Regions from separate parts of the Homo sapiens genome. Here region 2 is linked to region 1. A link is a contact called in ENCODE Hi-C or POLR2A ChIA-PET data. All regions are on one chromosome and are shown on one strand. The core of a region is the stretch at or near the end of the contact, and the rest is flanking DNA. Distances in the headings are between cores, read along the strand shown.

Evidence for each region. A loop is a pair of places that touch in the nucleus more often than their neighbours do. ChIA-PET counts read pairs that join two places held with the same protein, here RNA polymerase II (POLR2A). Pooled maps may share reads with other maps.
Region 2: a map with no recorded cell type shows a loop between it and region 1 (2.7-fold over the local background). The contact joins two enhancer-like sites. A Hi-C loop is called at or near these places in 2 of 37 single-sample maps with no recorded cell type and 5 of 50 pooled maps. POLR2A ChIA-PET finds 5 or more read pairs at or near these places in 2 of 52 experiments (H1 and Panc1).

The regions. Positions count from the first base shown.
Region 1 is chr1:114,607,903-114,612,784 of GRCh38, forward strand. It overlaps DENND2C (DENN domain containing 2C), which reads right to left. Exons shown (of 21, transcript NM_001256404.2): 9 at 3,171-3,215; 10 at 784-971. Among named protein-coding and RNA genes, the nearest start is that of BCAS2, 29 kb to the left of the region's middle. Within about 2 kb of position 3,134, at least 2 of the 41 ENCODE cell types and tissues checked have a DNase peak (open chromatin) inside an H3K27ac peak, as active enhancers do.
Region 2 is chr1:115,053,496-115,057,943 of GRCh38, forward strand. It overlaps TSPAN2 (tetraspanin 2), which reads right to left. Exons shown (of 8, transcript NM_005725.6): 6 at 4,042-4,113. Among named protein-coding and RNA genes, the nearest start is that of TSHB, 26 kb to the left of the region's middle. Within about 2 kb of position 3,021, at least 6 of the 41 ENCODE cell types and tissues checked have a DNase peak (open chromatin) inside an H3K27ac peak, as active enhancers do.

The sequences.
Region 1 (4,882 bases), core at 1,884-4,383:
GCCTTATATAAATTAGCTTATTTAATCCTCACTATGACTCAGAGGGGTAGATACTATTGTGATTACCCCCATTTTACAAATTAAACAACTAAGACACAACGTGGTGGCTCACGCCTGTAATCCCAGCACTTTGGGAGGCTGATGTGGGCAGATCACTTGAGGTCAGGAGTTCTAGATCACCCTGGCCAACATGGTGAAACCCTGTCTCTACTAAAAACATAAAAATTAGCGGGGTGTGGTGGCACACGCCTGTAGTCCCAGCTACTCAAGAGGCTTGAACCTGGGAGGTGGAGGTTGCAGGGGTTGCAGTGAGCCAAAACTGCACCACTGCACTCCAGCCTGGGCAACAGAGCAAGACTCCATCTAAAAAAAAAAAAGAAAGAAAAAGAAAAGTAACTGCTTAAAGTCACGGAACTAGTAAGTGGGAAATGCAGAGCTTTCACACAGAGTCCATGCTCTAAACCACTACCCTATTCTGTCACATTTATTATTCCCCTCCTTAAGGATGAGAAAACTAAGGTTTTGTAACTTGTTAAAGATTATTAAATGGCAGAGCCAAAAATTTAAAAAACTAACTAGGAAAATGAGCTTGTTTTGTTTTGCTTTGTTTTGCTGGGTTGCAGCTCATACCTAACATAAGATGTTTTCAAAGCCACCAGATCCTACCACAAGAACAGTATTGGTAAAAACTTGTTGAGATAACAAAAACCAAGAGGACAGGAAATACATGTACACAGAGACACAGGAACATTCCTGAATGCCTCTTGGCCTCCTTGTGCCTACCTTGCCAGGGAATTGTTGTATGACCTGGGGAATATAGCTTATTCCTGATGGTTTCTTCTGTAGAGACACCACCACAAAAAGTTCAAACAGCTGCTGCTCCTGTAATTCAATAAGATCCCGCTCCAAGGTCTGGTAGTGAGGATTCCTCTTGGAAGACGGTTGCAGTTGTGCTAAGCGTTTATGGCGATCTGTAATGAAATCATGGAGAAATGTTTTTTTCTCTGTAGCCCTACCTTCCTTTCAGCATCCAGAGGTCATGACCCACATAGGATTAATCTTCACACAGTCACTGCTGAATGAATGTTGAATAACCAGCATCTGCCACATAGACATACCTGTTAAGGCTGTGACATACTAGGGGGAAGAAGTGCAGACCCTCACAAGTGTGCAGGGGCCTCACTCCACTTCTGGCCAGCAGTGGGACTGACATTCCATGTCCCAACCAATACTTATGTATGTCCCAACAAATAATCTATGCTATCCCATCTTTCATGGCATCAAACCAGGACACATGGAAAATGTCACGAAAAAGCGCTAGACTGACAACAGATGCTACTGCTGGGAATGCCATGAAATCACAGGGTGCCAGGTGGCACGGGGCAGGGGGCAGAGATCTGATAAAATAATTCAGTCCTAAGTACAGAAAGGGGGAGTTTGATAAATTAAAATAAAAATTTTCCTCACATTGAAGAAACTGTCCAGTTCCCTTCTCTCCTTGCCACATATTACTAACAATGAATATATACTTGTATCAGTAAATGGTGCTACACACAAGAGAAAAAAATTAAGTGGAAGAAGACATCCATTAGCTGACTTTCTTAAAAGAATAAAATTATGGAAGCATACTATTTAAACAGTCATAGCAATACCAATTAAAACTGGATAGCATCTATCCTCTATTCTCATTTATCTCTAAATTTTGAGCAATCTGGGGTGGTCCCCACTGAAGGAAACTGTGGACTTGCAGAAAAAATAGTCTACACGTCCCAGTGATTTGCTTATGTATAATTCCGAGCCACTGATAGACTCAACCTCTAATTGTCTTTCCTTTCTTTTTGATACAATGCATTCTGTCCCAAAAGAAGTTATACTATAGATCAAAATATTAAGAGCATTTTTAAAAAATGCATCCTGGAATGGCTCCCCGGAATTATCCAGTACATTCAGTGCTCTAGTCAAAGCTTTACTTACCTCAAAGGGCTGAGTTCAAGTCAAGAAAATTTTAGGTCCTGTTTCTCAGTAGTAACAGCCCTAAATTAGTCATCTTCACACATCTAGGCTGAACCTGATGATTATTAAATTTCACCTTCAGTCAGGCTACAGAATCAAACACCTAAAGCAATTCAGGCCAGTGGAGGGAGCACAAGACTATTAATCATAAAATTAGGGTGTCAGATTAGGAACTGGAACTGCCCTGTACTCAGCTTTGATAATGCATGTCTTCTACTTTTTCCATGGCTTAGTATGACAGTCACTTAAATAGGAAGTAGATAACTTGCTGTGATAACTAGAAAGCATCATCGTTAGATGAAGGATGAAGGCACCATGAAGTGCTTGGACAAAGAGAGTCAGAAATGCATGGTGCATTCTATATTCTACTAGAAAGTAAACAGCACAATAATCTGGAATATAAATGCCTATAAATAACAAATAGATATTTCCTTTTTCAATGTCAGAGATATCAAAGTTACTTAAATAATTACACTTGAGTGGCTATAAAAAATCAGACATTTGGCTGGGTGCGGTGGCTCACGCCTGTAATCCCAGCACTTTGGGAGGCCAAGGCAGGCAGATCAACGAGGTCAGGAGTTCGAGACCAGCTTGACCAATATGGTGAAACCCCATCTCTACTAAAAATACAAAAATTAGCTTGGCGTGGTGGCACATGCCTATAATCCCAGCTACTCAGGAGGCTGAGGCAGGAGAATTGCCTGAACCCGGGAGGCAGAGGTTGCAGTGAGCCGAGCTTGCGCCACTGCACTCCAGCCTGAGTGACAGAGGGAGACTCCGTCTCAAAAAAAAAAAAAAAAAATCAGATATTTACTGCTCAGAGGATGATTCACACACTCTGTTTTGGCTGCCAGGAAACTACTGCATATATGTCTGGACATGCAGCTCTCTGCCGCTCCCCTAAGAATATTCCATCATAAGAACCATACTGTTTTGCCTCACTCCACTATGGGAGACTTTAAATGCTGTCAAACATCTGACAGTGTTTAATTCTGACTGTTTAATTCTCCAAACCTCAACAGGCTCTGAAAATAAGGAAATCATCTACAAAATGGAACTTCATGTGGGAAAAAACATGCTTAGTCACAAAGGTAGGTGCCACTCCACCTAACCCATGATCATCACAACAACGGGAGCAGCCCCATTGACTCACTCACTCTTTGGCAGATACTCGGCATCACTTTCGTTCCCACTGGTTTCACCTGAAAAGAGAGAAGGAGTTTCCATTTGTATTGTCCAACAGTAGGAAGTACATGAGGATGAGAACAATGTAAACCCACAAACCTGGGGACTTGGAGTAAGGAATAATAAAGCTGCTGAGCCTTTCTCCAAACCACTTGGTTGTATCAAGTTGGGATAGTTACCAAAAGAGAGTAAAAAGCTCAAAGAGGAAACTCCTCTACTACATCTTCTTCCCATACCCTACTTCACTCCTCGGCTCCCCTCTCATCCCTAATTCTAGAAACTAATTGCATTTCAGACCAGTTTTAAGAGTCTAGTTCAGAGTGGATTCTATTTCTATATCCACATAGTTGTTTGTATATTCCAAATAGAGTATCAAAGGCAAACACCAACAGGGCTAAACAAGAATCTAAACACCAACCAGACTATAAATTTAGAATAACAGGAAAACATGAGAACTAGGAGAGAGATATTACCAAGTCAGCCTACCTCTTCTATGGTGCCTCTAAGTGCCTCTAAACTACTTCTAGTCCATATGGATCTTTACTCCAAATTCTCACAGTACTCATACTGCTTTGAACTATTCTTACTTTCCCCAATCCGATTTTAAGTATTTTGGGGACAAGGGGCTATCTTGTTTTCCCAAGGGAGTGTTTTTGTATAATTCTGAGAGCACAGGCAACACACACACACACACACACACACACACACACACACACAAAGCAGCTTTTAAAATAAAACATTTCTAGATTAAGTTTGAAAAGTTAAAGCAAAATAGAAATACAAAGAAAGGGAAAAAATAAGGCCTAGAAGTCATAAGTGAAATTTGATTATATAAACTTGTATCTAATTTAAAAATCAGTATTAAACTCAAAAAGTGAACAATAAACTGGGAAAATATTTGTAAACACATTGCAGACACAAGGCTAAGTTTCTTAATATTCAAAGAACTGTTACAAATCAAGAAGAAAAAGCACAACAGAAAAAGGAATAAAGGGTGGGAATAGGCAATTCATAGAAAAAGATTTATAAGTTGTTGATAAACATGAAAACTGCCCAAATTCATAACGAAATAAATGTAAATTAAAACAATAAACAAGACATACATTTTCAACCATGATATTGCCATAAAAAGCTTTAATAAAGCATAGTATTTATTGATGAAGATTATGGGGAAAGAGGTATTTTCAAATGATGTTTGTAGAAACAAGCTGTTACAATCTGTTTGTGGGACAATTTGGCAGCAGTTATAAATTTTTTTTTTTTTTTTTTGAGACAGGGTCTCACTCTGCTGCACAGGCTACAGTGCAGTGGCACAATCTTGGCTCACTGCAACCTCTGCCTCCCGGACTCAACTGATCCCCCCTACCTCAGCTTCCAGAGTAGGCTGGGACTACAGGCGTGTGCCACCACACCCAGCTAATTTTTTTTTTTTTTTTTGAGACAGAGTCTCACTCTGTCGCCCAGGCTGGAGTGCAGTGGCACAATCTCGGCTCACTACAACCTCCACCTCCAGGGTTCAAGCAGTTCTCCTGCCTCAGCCTCCTGAGTAGCTGGGATTACAGGCGTGTGCCGCCACACTGGGCTAATTTTTATATTTTTAGTAGAGACAGGGTTTCACCGTGTTGGTCAGGCTGGTCTTGAATTCCTGACCTCGTGATCTGCCCATCTTGGCCTCCCAAAGTGC
Region 2 (4,448 bases), core at 1,771-4,270, 450 kb after region 1:
TGATTGTATGTGTCAGTCATTATCCTGATCCTATCCTTTCCATCTCTACAGTTCATTCTGTGAGAGTTAATCCATGCCAGCTTCTACTCATGTTTCAACAATTCATCTTTGATAACATCATCCTAATAAGCTTAATGCAAAAATGCAGTTTGGGGAAAAAAATAGAAGCCTCTCCTTTGGGTGAGATTTTCATGTTTAGGCCAGTGGCTTCTTCGGAGCCCTGAAATATAACTGGAGGAAGCTATTTGTCTGGTTCCAAGGAATCTAAAAATTTGGAGCCACTTCTTACTTGTAGCAAATAAGTAAAATACCCTTAAAACAATAACTCTTTGTTTTCATATTGTCATTTACAGTTTAAAATACTTTCTATGTCTTTGACCCAATTTACTATGCAAAGTAGGCATGACCTATTAAGAAACTAAAAAGTCTTAACAGGTTCAAGTTAAACAAAGGAAAGCCAAGAATTAGAAAAGCCAAGTCTTGGAGCTAGAGGACCATTCTCTCCTGTGGTGGCTGGGCTGGGCTGTGCTGGGTGAGTTCCTATCCTTTCATCTGTGCCCATAAGACACCTGTGCAGCATAGATTCAAAGGGCCTTCATGGATGTGGGGAAACTTAGACAGAAAGCCAAATAGATCACCTGTAACTATTATTAGTTTCTCCAACTTCAAACACTCCTATTTGGAGTGCTCTTAAGTAGAGGGATGCTCTCAATCCAACTGTACCCTCAGGTTGTTCAGATCTGTTCACTTGTCACTGGTTGGTTCCTTTGATACCATCTGAGCTATATAAAACCCTTACTTCTCTCTTCGTATTTCCTATCACACTTCATTCATTCAACAAACATTTCTTGAGCATCTACCTTGCATTAGTCACTGGAAGAGGGGTGGTAGATGCAGAGACAATAGGATATGGTTTCTCCTGCTTTCTGGGAATTCACAGTTTAGAGGACACAGATCCACAAGAGATACCTATAATGCATTCTGACAAAAGTTTGAAAACTACTCTTCTAAGGAGTGGCTCCCTTACTTAGTGGAAAAAATGAGAGTCAACCTATAGCAATTCTTTCACTCTTCCTCTCCTTCTCCTATACACTTAGATGCTCCCTTCCTTCAGTGCCAGGCATTGCTGTAGGTAGCAAGCACACTCCTGACTCCTTTTTCTCTGATCAGAGCCAAAGAGGTGCCCTTCTCTGTTGAAAGTTAACCTCATGGCTGGGCGCGGTGGCTCAAGCCTGTAATCCCAGCACTTGGGAGGCCGAGATGCGTGGATCACCTAAGGTCAGGAGATCGAGACCAGCCTGGCCAACATGGTGAAACCCCGTCTCTACTGAAAATAAAAAAATTAGCCGGGCATGGTGGCACCTACCTGTAATCCCAGCTACTAGCGGGGCTGAGGCAGGAGGATCACTTGAACCTGGGAGGTGGAGGTTGCAGTGAGCCGAGATCATGCCACTACACTCCAGCCTGGGCAACAGAGTGAGACTCTGTCTCAAAATAAATAAATAAATAAATAATAATAAAAGACAGTTAACTTCATATCCTGCTTTGGGTCTTTCAGCTCCTCAGGAAGCCTGCACTGCCAGTTACTTTTTTTCCTTCCTATACATTCAGCCTCTCCTTATCCATTGACATTTCTACTTATCCTATCACCATGCTCAGTTCTTCAATCAAAACAAACAAAACAACACTCGAGACTGTCCTCCTCTAGTTCTGCCATTAGGCCCTCCTTCCCTTCATTGCCAGCTTCTTTTTGTAAAAAACAAATGTACAAAAGGTATATTGGCTTTAGTCACAAAAGGAATACATGCTTCTTGTAGAAATCTGGAAAAGAGATTTTTTTTTTTTTAAAAAGAAATGTCTGTATTCTCACCATAAAAGGTAATAAATTTGTTGGTGATACTTACACACACAAACACACCTACACCCTTAGGTCATTCTTTATATTCAACAGTGAGCTTTTTAAACTTAATATTACAACTTTAAAAATGCCTTGTTTCACTAAAAATTTCTTTGAAATCATGATTATGATGATTATTTTTTTTTTTGGAGACAGAGTCTCGCTCTCTCACCCAGGCTGTAGTGCAGTGGCGCGATCTCGGCTCACTGCAACCTCTGCCTCCCAGGTTCAAGTGATTCTCCTGCCTCAGCTTTCTGAGTAGCTGGGATCACAGGCACATGCCACCACGCCTGGCTAATTTTTGTATTTTTAGTAGACGGGATTTCACCATGTTGCCCAGGGTGGTCTTAAACTCCTGAGCTCAGGCAATCTGCCTGCCTCTGCCTCCCTAAGTGCTAGGATTACAGGTGAAATCATGATTCTTAATGGTGGTAAAACATTTCATCATATGAATATACTACAATTTATCCAAACAATCCCCTATTGCCACATATTAAGGGTCTGTCCAGTGTTTTGTTCTTATGAATAACATGTAATGAGCATGATTTGCACAAAAACGTCTGTCTGCATTTCTGATTCCTTTTCCTTAGAATAAACTCCGAGAAGTGGAATTTCTGGATAGAAGGGCATAAACATACTTAATCCTCTAGTCTTACATAGTCATACTGACCTTTAAAACTATTTACTAATTTCTCTGAAAATGCTCACGACATCACGTTTACCAAAACTGTGTATTATTGTTAAGGGAAAGGAAAAACACTTGGTCAATTTCATAGATTAAACAACAGCATCTCTTCATTTTAATTTGCTATTGATTTTAAATATTACTTTTAATTTTCTATATTTTCTATATGTTTAATGGTAATTTGGACTTTGACTTTTGTAAACTTTCTTTCTGTGTCCTTGGCTCAAATCGAAACTTCTTGAAAGGATGCTCTCTCTCCTCACATCTCGCTCTCTGAAACCTGGGCTCTGTCCTCAATCCATCCCTCACAGCACGTCACCAGTTGGTTCCTTGCATGCTAAATCCTGCCAGCTTTTCAGCAGTTATTAGTAGACCTTCTTAGGCTTTCAGTTCCCCACACAAACCATGTCATTTCTGCCTCTGTGTTGTTGCTTACGCTGGTCTCTCGGCACGCAGGCCTCCCCCTCCCGCTTTCTGCCCAATGCTTGCATAATTACTTTCCATTCTTGAAGATTTAGCTGAGACATCATTACCTCTGTCAGCCTTCCCCATCCCCCAGCCTCTCGCCTCTCCTAAGTGCGTTTCCCTCTGTGCTTTCCGAGCACGTTGCACATTCCATGCATTCCTAATCACTGGACCGTATGGACTTCATGTTCATCCCTCCTATCAGACTGCAATGCAAGCTCCTTGTGAGTAGGAACTTTTTCTCCTTCTCCTTTGCATCCACAGTGCCGAACATAAGGTAGGCAGCTGATCAATACTGAATTGCCCTCAACAGCAGCACCTGGGCCTGGTGACCATTCCCTCCCCTTCCCGTGCTGTCTCCTCACTTGTGTCTGGCCGCCCCTCCCAGTTTCCTTCTTTGGCATCTCTTCTTTTGCCCACCCTTAAATTGTCCCCCAAGGATCTATCCTCATCCTTCTTTTCTTCCAAGTCTAATGGATCAAATCCGTATTTATAGCTTTAAGTTTCCCATCAAGTGCTGACACTCAGACCTCTCTCCTGAGCCACAAACCAGATTTTCCAACTGCCTACTGGATATTTCCATTTGGAAGTGCCACTGGCTCCTCAAAATCACCATGTTAAACACAAAGCTCATTTTCTTTTCTCCACAATTGGCTCCTTTTCCTCTCTCCCTCAGCTCCATAAATGACACCATCATCTATGTAGGTGGTGAAGCCAAAAACCCAGTAATGGATTCTCCTCTCTTCTCTGGTCACCACTCCTGTAGTTGTCACTTTCTAAAGGGCCCTCTTTAACATCTCTTGCTAACAACAAGGACAGCAGCCTTCCCAATGGGTCTCTCAGCTCAACGCTATTCATTTTCCATCAATCCTCTATGCTGCCACTAGAGCAAATTCAGTAAAATGCAGATCCCATCCGAGATTCTACCTTCAATGGCTTCCTAAGCTAGCAGCATGATACTACAGGTAGAGTAAGAACCTTGGTAGAAGCTTACCTTGTGTCCTAGAAGCTCCTTTGGGCATGTAGGTTGGACCTGTTCGGAGCTTTCTTTTCCACAGCACTGAAACTAGAGAGTCAGAAAAGAGACTTCAGGACCAGGCGGGAGGAGTAGCAGCTACAAGTCTGGGCACCCTGCTAAGGACTGGGGTGCCGAGGCGGCAAAGCAGCTCCGAGGCCCAGTCACTGCAACCCAGACTGCTATTTCTGGAAGGAGAGTGAAGAATCACATAATCATGCTGGCAAAACAAGAAAATGACTTCGCTAAAGCCATCTGAGTTTATGATGGGAAGTGACTCAAGGCAACCCAAACAAGGCAAGAAGCTAATTGACAGTGTCTGTGTAAATTGCTACTTTTTAGAAAGGGGTTGGGGCTTTAGATTCCTTCTTTCAGACTGGGAGTCA